3 separate regions of the Mus musculus genome follow, and all the other regions are linked to region 2. A link is a contact called in ENCODE Hi-C or POLR2A ChIA-PET data. All regions are on one chromosome and are shown on one strand. Each heading gives the region's core, a stretch centred on a gene start or an enhancer-like site at or near the end of the contact. The rest is flanking DNA. Distances are from core to core; before and after follow the strand shown. Region 1 holds the start of Creld1 (cysteine-rich with EGF-like domains 1). Region 2 holds the start of Rpusd3 (RNA pseudouridylate synthase domain containing 3). Region 3 holds the start of Ogg1 (8-oxoguanine DNA-glycosylase 1).

Evidence for each region. A loop is a pair of places that touch in the nucleus more often than their neighbours do. ChIA-PET counts read pairs that join two places held with the same protein, here RNA polymerase II (POLR2A).
Region 1: POLR2A ChIA-PET joins it to region 2 with 12 read pairs in Patski. The contact joins the promoter of Creld1 here to the promoter of Rpusd3 in region 2. A Hi-C loop is called at or near these places in 1 of 37 maps with a recorded cell type or tissue (T-helper 17 cell). POLR2A ChIA-PET finds 5 or more read pairs at or near these places in 1 of 5 experiments (Patski).
Region 3: a map of heart shows a loop between it and region 2 (2.1-fold over the local background). The contact joins the promoter of Ogg1 here to the promoter of Rpusd3 in region 2. A Hi-C loop is called at or near these places in 1 of 37 maps with a recorded cell type or tissue (heart). POLR2A ChIA-PET finds 5 or more read pairs at or near these places in 1 of 5 experiments (Patski).

What each region holds. Positions count from the first base shown.
Region 1 is chr6:113,481,989-113,486,051 of GRCm38, forward strand. It overlaps Creld1 (cysteine-rich with EGF-like domains 1), which reads left to right and starts at 1,368. Exons shown (of 10, transcript NM_133930.2): 1 at 1,368-2,088; 2 at 2,507-2,589. The coding sequence starts at 1,915. Il17rc (interleukin 17 receptor C) reads left to right here. Exons shown (of 18, transcript NM_178942.1): 17 at 295-390; 18 at 509-1,175. The coding sequence ends at 1,131.
Region 2 is chr6:113,417,808-113,421,381 of GRCm38, forward strand. It overlaps Rpusd3 (RNA pseudouridylate synthase domain containing 3), which reads right to left and starts at 1,533. Exons shown (of 9, transcript NM_001033204.1): 1 at 1,411-1,533; 2 at 1,003-1,142; 3 at 224-268; 4 at 40-139. The coding sequence starts at 1,511.
Region 3 is chr6:113,324,841-113,328,862 of GRCm38, forward strand. Ogg1 (8-oxoguanine DNA-glycosylase 1) reads left to right here and starts at 2,136. Exons shown (of 7, transcript NM_010957.4): 1 at 2,136-2,522; 2 at 3,525-3,772. The coding sequence starts at 2,386. Brpf1 (bromodomain and PHD finger containing, 1) reads left to right here. Exons shown (of 13, transcript NM_030178.2): 13 at 1-22.

The sequences.
Region 1 (4,063 bases), core at 118-2,617, 64 kb after region 2:
AGGGGCTATTGCAATCATGCAAGACAGCAAAATTAAGGGCCTGTAACCCTAGGCTTCAGGGGCAATATCAGCTGCAATCTGAATGCACTTGATGCTGTTGTCCATATTTACAGGCATGGAAACGGAGGCAGGTCACAGAGACACATGGAGCTTTTTCAGTGCGTGGGCTCTGACAAATGCGACTTTGGGGCAGATCACTTCATGTATATAGACTCATTTTTTTTCTCCTCCGATAAGGTGGAGTAAAAGATAAAGGTTTCTTACTAGCCCATTATTTTCCCCTGTCTATTCCAGACATCCACAGGCGCTGGGTCCTAGTATGGCTGGCCTGCCTACTCTTGGCTGCGGCGCTTTTCTTCTTCCTCCTTCTAAAAAAGGACCGCAGGAAAGGTGAGTGCTTTCCTGTCCTGGTTTCCCAAGGACAGTCTCAAACAGTGGCGCTGGGGCTCAATTGGGTGGAGGGAAGGCAGGTCCGGGCTCACCCTCACAGGCTCCACTATCCCTGTAGCGGCCCGTGGCTCCCGCACGGCCTTGCTCCTCCACTCCGCCGACGGAGCGGGCTACGAGCGTCTGGTGGGAGCACTGGCGTCCGCGTTGAGCCAGATGCCACTGCGCGTGGCCGTGGACCTGTGGAGCCGCCGCGAGCTGAGCGCGCACGGAGCCCTAGCCTGGTTCCACCACCAGCGACGCCGTATCCTGCAGGAGGGTGGCGTGGTAATCCTTCTCTTCTCGCCCGCGGCCGTGGCGCAGTGTCAGCAGTGGCTGCAGCTCCAGACAGTGGAGCCCGGGCCGCATGACGCCCTCGCCGCCTGGCTCAGCTGCGTGCTACCCGATTTCCTGCAAGGCCGGGCGACCGGCCGCTACGTCGGGGTCTACTTCGACGGGCTGCTGCACCCAGACTCTGTGCCCTCCCCGTTCCGCGTCGCCCCGCTCTTCTCCCTGCCCTCGCAGCTGCCGGCTTTCCTGGATGCACTGCAGGGAGGCTGCTCCACTTCCGCGGGGCGACCCGCGGACCGGGTGGAACGAGTGACCCAGGCGCTGCGGTCCGCCCTGGACAGCTGTACTTCTAGCTCGGAAGCCCCAGGCTGCTGCGAGGAATGGGACCTGGGACCCTGCACTACACTAGAATAAAAGCCGATACAGTATTCCTAACCAAGTAGCACTCGTGTATCTGTTCCGAGGACCCGCTAACAGAGCCTTTAACCCCGCTGCCCTTTAAAGCCCGGACAGGTGCAGCCCGGAGCCGCTTCTGGTTGGCTAGTGTAGGGTGACGCCATGGCACATGGCTTTCCATAATTGGCTGGGAGAAGGCCCCGCCCTCCGGACTGCGGCGTTGAAGAAGGGTGTACTTTTTACGGAGGCGGTGGCTTTGAGGCGACTCGGCCCACAGCGCCCGGGGCGGAGGCGGGGACTTTTTTTTTTTTTTTTTCCCTCCTCCTCTAAGGTCTAGCAGGGTTTGGATCCTCCCAGTCCTGTTTCAGGCTGTGCCTCCATCTCCCAAAGAGGCTCTGAACTTGACCCCTTCTCTTCATATCCGGATCCGGGCTCCTCCTCCAGGACCGCCCATCCGCCTTTCTCTCGGAATATTTTGGGATCCAACCCTCTCTCTAATTTTGGCCCCTAATAACTCACTGAGACCCTAAAACAATGGGCTGACGCTTATTCTTTTGCCCGCGATCCCGGCCACCTCCCCCTACGGTAACGGAGAAATAATTTCTCTGCTGGAATCGTAGATTAGGCTCTTTCACCCCTTCCAGCGCCTCTGCTTCCACTACCCCAGTTTATCCTCGTTTTGTAATTACGTAGGTCTGGGGCTCTGAGCCCCAAGGCGCCTCGCTTTCCTCCCTTACAGCCTGGCTTCTCCAGTGAACCCTCCCCCTGCCCTCTATCTGCACGTCCCCAGCCTGGGAAAAGATGGCTCCACTGCCCCCAAGGGGCCTGGTCCCATCTCTGCTCTGGTGCTTGAGCCTGTTTCTGAGCCTCCCAGGACCTGTCTGGCTCCAACCCTCTCCTCCTCCCCATCCTTCTCCCCGAGCTGAGCCCCATCCGTGTCATACCTGCCGGGCACTGGTGGACAACTTCAACAAGGTGGGTGCACTAATAGCCACGAGGGAGGGGCCCATTATTGGAGAGCAGGGAGCTCTCTCTGCAAATCTGCATGGTGTCTAGTCCCAGTGTGGGTTGCTGGCTTTAACTGTATGGCATTTGGGTAAGGTGTGTCACAGTGCCTCAGTTTTCTGGTCAATAACATAAAATAATGAAATGTTAGAATGTTAGGCCGGGAGTGCCGGCACATTCCTTTAGTCCCAGCACTGGGGAGGCAGAGGCAGGTGGATCTCTGAGTTCCAGGGCATCCTGGTCTACAGACCAAGTTCCAGGACAGCCAGGACTATGCAGAGAAACCTTGTTTCAGAAACAACAACAAAACAAAAAACAAACTAATAAAAAATCCAAATGAATGTGTCTAGCTCTGTACTTAGATATTCCTAATTTCTTCCATATGCAGGGCCTGGAGAGAACCATCCGGGACAACTTCGGGGGTGGAAACACGGCCTGGGAGGAAGAGAAGTTGTCCAAATACAAAGACAGGTAAGAAGGTGGGGGCAGGGTATCTACCCCAACTCTGGGTTTCTGTTGATGATGTTGGATAGATTCTCTGCGGAAGCATTTCGCTCCCCAGATCCTGAACATTTACAGTACAGCAGATAAGGAAACCAAGCCCCATCTTCGAGAAACTTGCTTTTTTAGTAGAGTAGACACAAACAGTACACACAACCTGTCAGGTGAAGAACAAGAATGTGGGTAGACCACAGGTGGGTGGGATGTGTTCAGGATGGTCCGTTTGAACAGTAGGGGGGCCGACCTTCTGTTTCTCCCAAAGGTGGCTGGAGCAGAGTGAGCAGAAGGTTCTAGAGAGGAGTTTAGATGTCCTGAATGGGAGGCCAGAAAGGACACTGGATTTCCTGGAACTGGAGTTAGAGGAATTGGGAGCCACTATGTCTGTGGTGGGAACTGAATAATTGCTGAGCCATCTCTCCAGGTCTTAAGTGAAGAGATCACTCACACTCACAAAGTACAAGAAGCCAGGGGAGCATGGAGGGAGTGGGGAGAGCAGCTAGGGAGTGGGGAGAGGGGCTTCTTTAGTCTAGGTATAAAGGCAGCATGGACTAGCAAGACATTCAGTGGTGCATACAGAGCTAGTTGAAATCTGAGCATCCTTTGGAGATCATCAGTTGACATGATAGATTCCTTATGGAGCACGAGAGAGAGTACTATTGACTGGGTGAGGTGTGCAGGTGTTTTCTTTTTTTTTTTTTTCTTATTTTGGTTTTTCGAGACAGGGTTTCTCTGTGTAGCCCTGGCTGTCCTGGAACTCACTATGTAGACCAGGCTGGCCTCGAACTCAGAAATCCGCCTGCCTCTGCCTCCCAAGTGCTGGGATTACAGGCGTGTGCCCCCACTGCTCAGCTGCAGGTGTTTTCTAACTGCAGAGAGGCCATGAGCAGGGGTGGGGTCAGGCCAGGTCTCTGAACATGGTGGGGTGAGATGTGCCCTGGACACCCAGATAGCTTCCATCTTATTCCAAAGCTCGAGGGACAGGTAGGCCTAGAGACAGGGACTGAAGAGGCCCTCTAGATTGTCAAGGTGACACAAAAGGAGGGGTCGTGAAGAGTCCCAGTTTAGGCCGCTGGTGGGGTCTTGCTGTTTTCACGAATGCTAGGGTTGCTCTTCTCTCCACGCTACAGCTCCCTCACCTGATCCTTGGTACTGTGGTTGGATGATGGTTCCCACTAGGGAGAAAAATTTATTTTTCTGCAACTCTGGCCCTTTCTTTCCCTCAATTTCCTCACTTAGGAAGGCAGTAGTACCAAGAGTACTTCTGCTGTATAATGGCTTCCGGGTTCTTCTGTCTTTTCCTTTAAAAGTTTTATTCTATTACGTATTTTTTTCCACTTTTGATACTAGGTCTTACTGTATGTCATGGCTGGCCTTGAACTCACAGAGGTCCGCCTCTCTTTGCCTCCACAGTGCTGGGACTACAAGTGTGTGCCACCACACTTAG
Region 2 (3,574 bases), core at 283-2,782:
TTACAGTGGGTGTAACATACACCCCACACTATCACTTACTTCCCAGGTGCTCGCACAACCTGGAGCTCCTGGTGTTCGAGCCCCAGGGCCTGGCTCAGCTGCGGCAGCACAGATAGCAGCGTCAGCTCTCCTGGTCTCCCTGGGAGGGAAGAGGACAAGCTGCCAGCGTGCCATCCAACCATCTCTACCCCAGCCTTGCCCTCCTCCCTGCCCATGCCCATACCTGTCACAGGCAGACCCTGTGGCTTGTTCAGTGTCACCAGAGGTCCTGAAACAGTTCATGGATGTCAGCAAAAGCAGGGAAGCATGTCTGCATGCAGCCTCGGGGGTGGGGTTGGGGGTGGGGGTTATACAATCCAACCCCACTTTAAATAGCACTTCCTAATCCCTGTACCTCGGAGCCTTCATACCTGCAGTTCCAGGCTTCCATTCCCATTGGCTCCAACATACCTCAGTATAATGTGTGCCCCTCCTACAGTCCTTGACTGTTGCGGGTGGAGGGGGGCTCAAACACCAAGTCAGCCTCAAATTCACTACACAGCTAAGTCTGGTCCTGAACTCCTGATTCTCCTTGCCTCTACCTCCCAAGTTCTGGAATTACAAGTGTGGTTACCACGCCAGCAGCGATTGCTCAGTAATTCTCACATTAGGACGCTGGATCTCGCAAGGCAGGGGCCATATTTATCCCAGAACTGTGAAGCCCCTCACTGCTACATGAACATACAGTCGTGAAGCAACATGTGGGTGCTGACTGCTGGTCCTCTCTGCAAGAGCAGCCATCTAGCCCTCTTATGAAACCAAGAGGCATGCCGCTTACAGAGGCCAGCTATAACTAACCCCAAAGCTTTTTCTGATAGTTAACTTCTGTTACAGCTGCTCTCAGAACACAGGGAGGAGTGAGGTATACACCTCTCCTCGTGATGGTGAGGCTAGGAAGAATGTGACTGCTGGCCTGGCTCCTGCAGCAACAGGGGAGGCACAGGAGCAGCAGGCTCCCCTCACCTTTCTGATCCACCACAGCTGCCCTCAGGACATGAGCCAGCTCCTCCAGGCCGAGGTTCTCCGTCCTCAGCAGCCCCGGGAAGGGCTGGTCCTCGACTAGGTCCTTGTGCTTGCTGGAGCGGTGAGGTTGAGACGGACGCCTGAGAAACATGGTAGAAGCCTGTACCTCCCTCCCTTGCTCACCCTGCCTAGTCCAGCCTCTTCTTAGAACTCCCGGGCTCAGCAGACAGGAGTCCACCTACCCCCCAAGACTTTACCAAAGAGGCACCAAGGCTCAAAGGTCCAATGACCTAGTGCCGGGTCTCACAACATAGTCCGGCTTAGAACCAAGTACTGATCTGAATTTCATGCCTGCCCTCTCCTTGATCTAGTCTCTCCCCATACACGGAAGTGGAGTGTTATAATCACCGGGCCTCGGTGCCGAAGCCGGCATCCCTCTGCCGTGCGCAAGACCCCAGCTCCGGCCGCCAGATCATAGAGACATAACGCAAAACTCTCAGGGCTCCCATTGCCGGGGACCAAGCACAGTACGCATGCGTGTCCACGGACAGCTCAACCCCACCTCCCGTACATCCTCCGTGCGTAGATTGGTCAGGCAGGCTGTCAATCAAGGCAGAGGGCGCTCAGACGAGCGAGAATCCGGGCTTTGCCTCCCCTGTAGAAGAAAAAGTGCCATTTAGGGTTCTGGCTTTTGGGAAAACTGAGGCACGAGGCGGGTTATTTACTCAAAGTAGAGGACGTGTCTTAGAATAAAAAGGGTCGAGAAGACTGTCGTTTCAATTTTGGGGAACCTTAATCTGAAACCCTCCCTTGTAAAACCGAGGGAGAAGAAAGGTGAAGACCGGTATGCAGCCTTTCGGTCAGTACACCTGTCTGAAATTGTAACAGCCTGTGACATAAAAGGTCCCAAAGCTGTGGCTCAGGTGGTAGAGAGGCTACACAAGGTCCTGGGTTCAATTCCCAGCACCGTGTATGTAGGTCACAAAGAACAAGATCACAGATACTGGGTTGGAGACCAGCCTGGGAGATGCGCAAGGCCCCTCTATGAAAAGAAAATCAAGGTAGGCTGGGTGTGGTGGCGCATGCCTGGAACAGAGGCAAGTAGTTAGCTGAGTTTGAGACAAGCCTGGTCTACACAAAGAAAACCAGTCTAAAAAGAAAAAGAAAGAAAAAGAAACGAAAGCTGTGAGTTCCACCCTGGCCAGTATGTCTCAAAAACAAAATACACGGGCGTAAAATGAAACAAAATGGAGACTGGTTAAGATTGCCTGTTGTTGCCGGGCATGGTGGTGCACGCCTTTAATCCCAGCACTCAGGATGCAGAGGCAGGCGGATTTCTGAGTTCGAGGCCAGCCTGGGCTACAAAATGAGTTCCAGGACAGTCAGAGCTATACAGAGAAACCCTGTCTCAAAAAAACAAAACAAAACAGAACAAACAACAGGATTGCCTGTTGTTTTCAGCACCCACAGCCTTGGACTCAAAACCTCCTTTAACACCTGTCCAAACACACAGACATATGTACATAATTAGCAATAAAATAGACCAGACCTTTAATTCCAGTATCGGTCTACATAACCCTGTCTCAAAAAAAAATACAAAAGATAGTAACAATTTTATGCGCATAATAAAAACAGTGAAATAGAAATAATGACTGAAAATAAAAAGAAAGTCTCTTTTTGTTTGTTTGTTTTGTTTTTCGAGACAGGGTTTCTCTGTATATCCCTGGCTGTTCTGGAACTCACTTTGTAGACCAGATTAGACTGGCTTCGAACTCAGAAATCCGCCTGCCTCTGCCTCCCAAGTGCTGGGATTAAAGGCATGTGCCACCAGGCCTGGCGAAAGTGTCTCTTTTTAAAAAGCAGTGGGGTATAGTGGCACACACCTTTAATCCCACCACCGAGGCAAGAGCAAGAGGATCTGTCACCAAGCTCCCAGGCCTGAGAGCCTTCCTGAAAGGACTCCAGTACTAGCCTGTGGATTCTGGTGGGGGAATCAGAGGGGTGCGATGCTCCTTCCCTCCCTTCATTTAGAGGGGGAGGCTGCCTCCTGCACAGCTCTCACCCCAGGTGTGACCTCCCAAGTTCAGCTGGGAGAAAGTTAACCTCCAAATTCATATCAATGGTATTTGGAGACCAGCGTGATTAGTGTTAGACAAGAATGTGAAGGGGGTGTTCCCCATGATGGCTTAGCTTTCTAGGGAGGAGAGGAGAGAAAAGAAACCCTCTCCCTCAATGTGGGTCTGCTCCCTCCATGTTAGGGTGCACCAGAAAGGGCCCTACATATGCTAGGTACATGCTGGCTTCATGTTCTTGGACTCTGCAGCCTCTAGAACAGTGACCCAGACAAACTCTGCGTGTGTGTATTTTCTTTTTATTTACATGTAAGTGTCTGTCTGTCTGTAAGTATATGCCACATGTATACAAGTGCCCCAAAAGGCCGAAAAAGGACATTGGATCCTCCAGAACTGGTGCTATGGGCAGTCGTGAGCTTCCCACGGGCACTGAGAATGGAACTCAGCAGCAAGTGTCCTCAAACCAAGTCATGTCCCCCACCCAACAAAGATAAGCATGT
Region 3 (4,022 bases), core at 886-3,385, 92 kb before region 2:
ATAAAGTCTATTTAGAATTCTTTCTTCTTGCCTTCTACTAGGACAGAGGGATTCCGAGGGAGAGCTTTGTGCCTCATACTTGGGATGTACTTTGTGCCCAAAGGGTTGCTGATGACTGTGCACGGCAGTCATAAGACATATAAGCAAGCTAGATAGAGTAGTAGCACGGTCCTGTAATCCCAGGACGTGAGGTGCTGAGGCAGGAGAATTGCCATGAGTTCAAAGGGGAGGCAGAATAACATAACAAGAACCCGTCTTTGAAAAGTTTGAATAGCAAAGCTAAGTAAGAGCTCACATGTCCTATGTACTCTCAGGCACTGCCCTAAGTACCTAGAAATACATAAATTGTGTCTAATCCCTGCAATAACTATGGATGGCTAATAATACGCAGCTATCTCCACAGTGACAGGACCATACTAAGTACCTTTAGATATACTGTTGTGCAATCTTTACAGTAATTATGGGGTGTGTTAATTACAGGTTGTTTACCTCAGATGCTAAGGTTTAGAAAAATTAACTCGCCAAAGTTCCTACAACTAAGAAGTTGGAGAGCTAGGACTTAAACCCAGGTCTCTTTGTCTGGAAAGGTGTCTTTTCAGCTAGCACCTAAGACCAGATGAGTCCATTACTGCCATCTTATGGGATTCAGTTGCTTCAAGTCCTTTGTTAGGACTGTAGCTGAAGGGCTTCAGACACTTCAGTTGAAAACAAAGTAGGTGTGTACCAGCCTGTTAATGCACATGCAACCTTGGCGTTTTTCCTAACTTAAAGTCTTGTTGGAGAGAATGCCTTCTCAGTGCCAGGCACCTGTAAGGTGACATGCCTTTAGATGAGGTAATCACAGTAAAACATGGATGCTGAGAGCCTTACAGCTACTGCTTAATGAAACTGAGACAAAAGACCCAGTTTGTTTGATGTTGGTTAATAGTGTTCTAGCAGGTGTGCTGTGCCTTTCTGTAGACACACACACACACACACTAATCAGCATCCAGCCCTGCCCTTGAGTCTGTAGTCCAATAATTTAGGCACAACCCGAAAATTTCTCTGCTTGATGGAAAATGCCCTAGTGTGTCAAACTAGTGTCCGAAGTTCATGTTTCTTTCTTTCTTTTTTTCTTTTCTTTTTTTGTTTGTTTTTGGAGACAGGGTTTCTCTGTGTTGCCCTGGCTGTCCTAGAACTCACTCTGTAGACCAGGCTGGCCTCAAACTCAGAAATCTGCCTGCCTCTGCCTCCCAAAGTGCTGGGATTAAAGTCATGCGCCATAACTGCCCGGCTGAAGTTCATATTTCTTAGCCTAAGCATTCTTTTTTTGTCTTAAAAAATTATAAATGATATAGTCCTTTTTGGAACAAGGTGGCTGGTGCTGGTTGTGTTGGTCCCTTAGGCTGCCTAGAGCCACACACTGGCATTTGGACGGAGTGAACTCCAAAGAAAGCCCATCTCTCCACGCTCGGACTGGAGCGGGTAGCTGTGCCGCAGGCTGTAGCCAGGGCGAGCAAACCTGAGACTGGCCTCTGAAGCCTGGGAAGCCCGAGATGGCGCATTCGGGGCCTCCTGACAAGACGTGGAGGGGACAGCGCTGAAAAATCACTGCCTCAGAAGAGGCTCGGTGGAGAAAGGCTTGAGCAGGGGAGGATGAGATTCTTTCGGTTTATTTCTTGAGACAGAGTCTCGCCATGAAGCCCAGCCTAGTTAAGCTTCAAACGTGCCTCCCGCCTCTGCCTACCGAGTTCTGGGACGACCGGTGTGTACCACTACGCCCCGCAATGATGTGGCTCCAGTGCGGGCCAGCACGAGAAGTTGCAGGCAGGCCCTGAGATTGCACCGAAAGCCCTGAAATGGCAGAGCCGGGTCTCTGGCAGCCAATCGCCAAGCAGCGAGGCCAGCAGGCCAACCGCTCCCACCTCACAGGCCCGCCCACTCCGGCACTCCCGAGTTCTCATTGGTGCTTCGTACTTTCTTCTCGGATTGGCTACCTCTAGGGTCAAATAAGCGGGAGCAAGGATCTACTTCCGGTGGGAGTAAACTGGGACCCGGAAGAACCATACTGGCGCGCCTTTCCAAACCTCGAGGGCTGCGCAGGAGGAGGAGGCGCGCGCCGGGAGGTCCTGGGGGCGGGGCCACGTCCGGAGGAAGAGGCGGGGCGTGCTGCACGGGAGAGCGGAGTGGGGCGTTTAGGGGTTTGGTGGTGTGCGAGAGGCTTTCCTACGAGGAGAGGGAAATTCATTCAACAGGGACTCAAATTAAAATTACACCGGACCCATAAGCTAGGACCCACGGTGCTACACTCCCGGTGTGTGTGGTCACTTGTGTGCGAGGCTTTAGGACTTGGGAAAGTCGAGTTCTGATTGGACAGTGCCGTAATGGGCTGGGGCTGCTAGCCGAATGTTATTCCGTTCCTGGCTGCCTAGCAGCATGAGACATCGCACCCTAAGCTCCAGCCCGGCCCTCTGGGCCTCTATCCCGTGTCCACGCTCTGAGCTGCGTCTGGACTTGGTTTTAGCTTCTGGACAGTCCTTCCGGTGAGTGACTGCACTTGGGAGGACTGTTCCCTAGGATGTTGACTTCTCAGTGCTGCCCACTCGGGATACAGAGAATGTTGGGAGCAATAGATGAGAGTACATTTTGGAGTCTAAGCACCGGTGGTTTGCCTTTTAACCTTCTTTAGGAAGTAGAGGTGATGACTGTGCAGGATTATGAGGACCATGCAATAAAAATCAGTGGGGGAAGCTGAGGGATGCACTCAGTAATAAGAGTGCTTGCTTTTCACGCACTTGGCTCTTGGTTCAATCCCCAGTACCGCTTCTTTTTTATTTTTAAGATGAAAACTACACCGGGGGTGGTGGCACACGCCTTTAATCCCAGCACTCGGGAGGCAGAGGCAGGTGGATTTCTGAGTTTGAGGCCAGCCTGGTCTACAAAGTGAGTTCCAGGACAGCCAGGGCTATACAGAGAAACCCTGTCTCGAAAAAACAAACAAACAAAAAGATGAAAACTAGCGGGGGGGGGGGGGGGGGCGGCTGGAGAGATGGCTCAGTGGTTAAGAGCACTGACTGCTCTTTTGGAGGTCCTGAGTTTAATTCCAAGCAACCATATGGTGGCTCACAACCATCCATAATGAGATCTGATGCCCTGTTCTGGTGTGTCTGAAGACAGGGACAGTGTCCTTACATATAAATAAATAAATAAATAAATAAATCTTAAAAAAGAAAGAAAGAAAGAAAACTAGCCGGGCAGTGGTGGCACATGCCTTTAATCCCAGCACTTGGCAGGCAGAGGCAGGCAGATTTCTGAGTTTGAGGCCAGCCTGGTCTACAGAGTGAGTTCCAGGTCAGCCAGGGCTACACAGAGAAACCCTGTCTCGGGGAAAAAGAAAGAAAAGAAAGAAAGAAAAAGAAAGAAGACATACCACTTTTATTTATAACTAATTAGTCAGTTTACAGGTGGGACATTTGTAAAACAGAAAGGACCTTAACGAGTTCAAGATGGGTAACGATGCTAGGGTTGTCTGTTGGGGTGCCCAGGTGGAAGGAGCAGAGCCCTGCTCACTGGAGTGGCGTGCTGGCAGATCAAGTATGGACACTGACTCAGACGGAGGACCAGCTCTATTGCACTGTGTACCGAGGAGACGACAGCCAGGTCAGCAGGCCCACCCTAGAGGAGCTGGAAACCCTACACAAGTACTTTCAGCTAGATGTCAGCCTGGCACAGCTGTATAGCCACTGGGCTTCTGTAGACTCCCACTTCCAAAGAGTGGCCCAGAAATTCCAAGGTGAGTACAAGGGGGCAGGAATGGTGGCTTACAAGTTACATCTCTGTGACTCTGCCTTCCGTAACATGCAGATACAGGGCCACCAGGATGGTTCATCAAATAAAAGCACTTGTCATGCAGTTTAATGCCCCAATACATACTGGAAGGAGAGGACCAACTCCCAAAAGTTCACGCTATGCCACACACACATGATAATAGCAAATAATTAAGATGTACTTACTAAAGTGCTTCTACTTAGCACATTGTTATT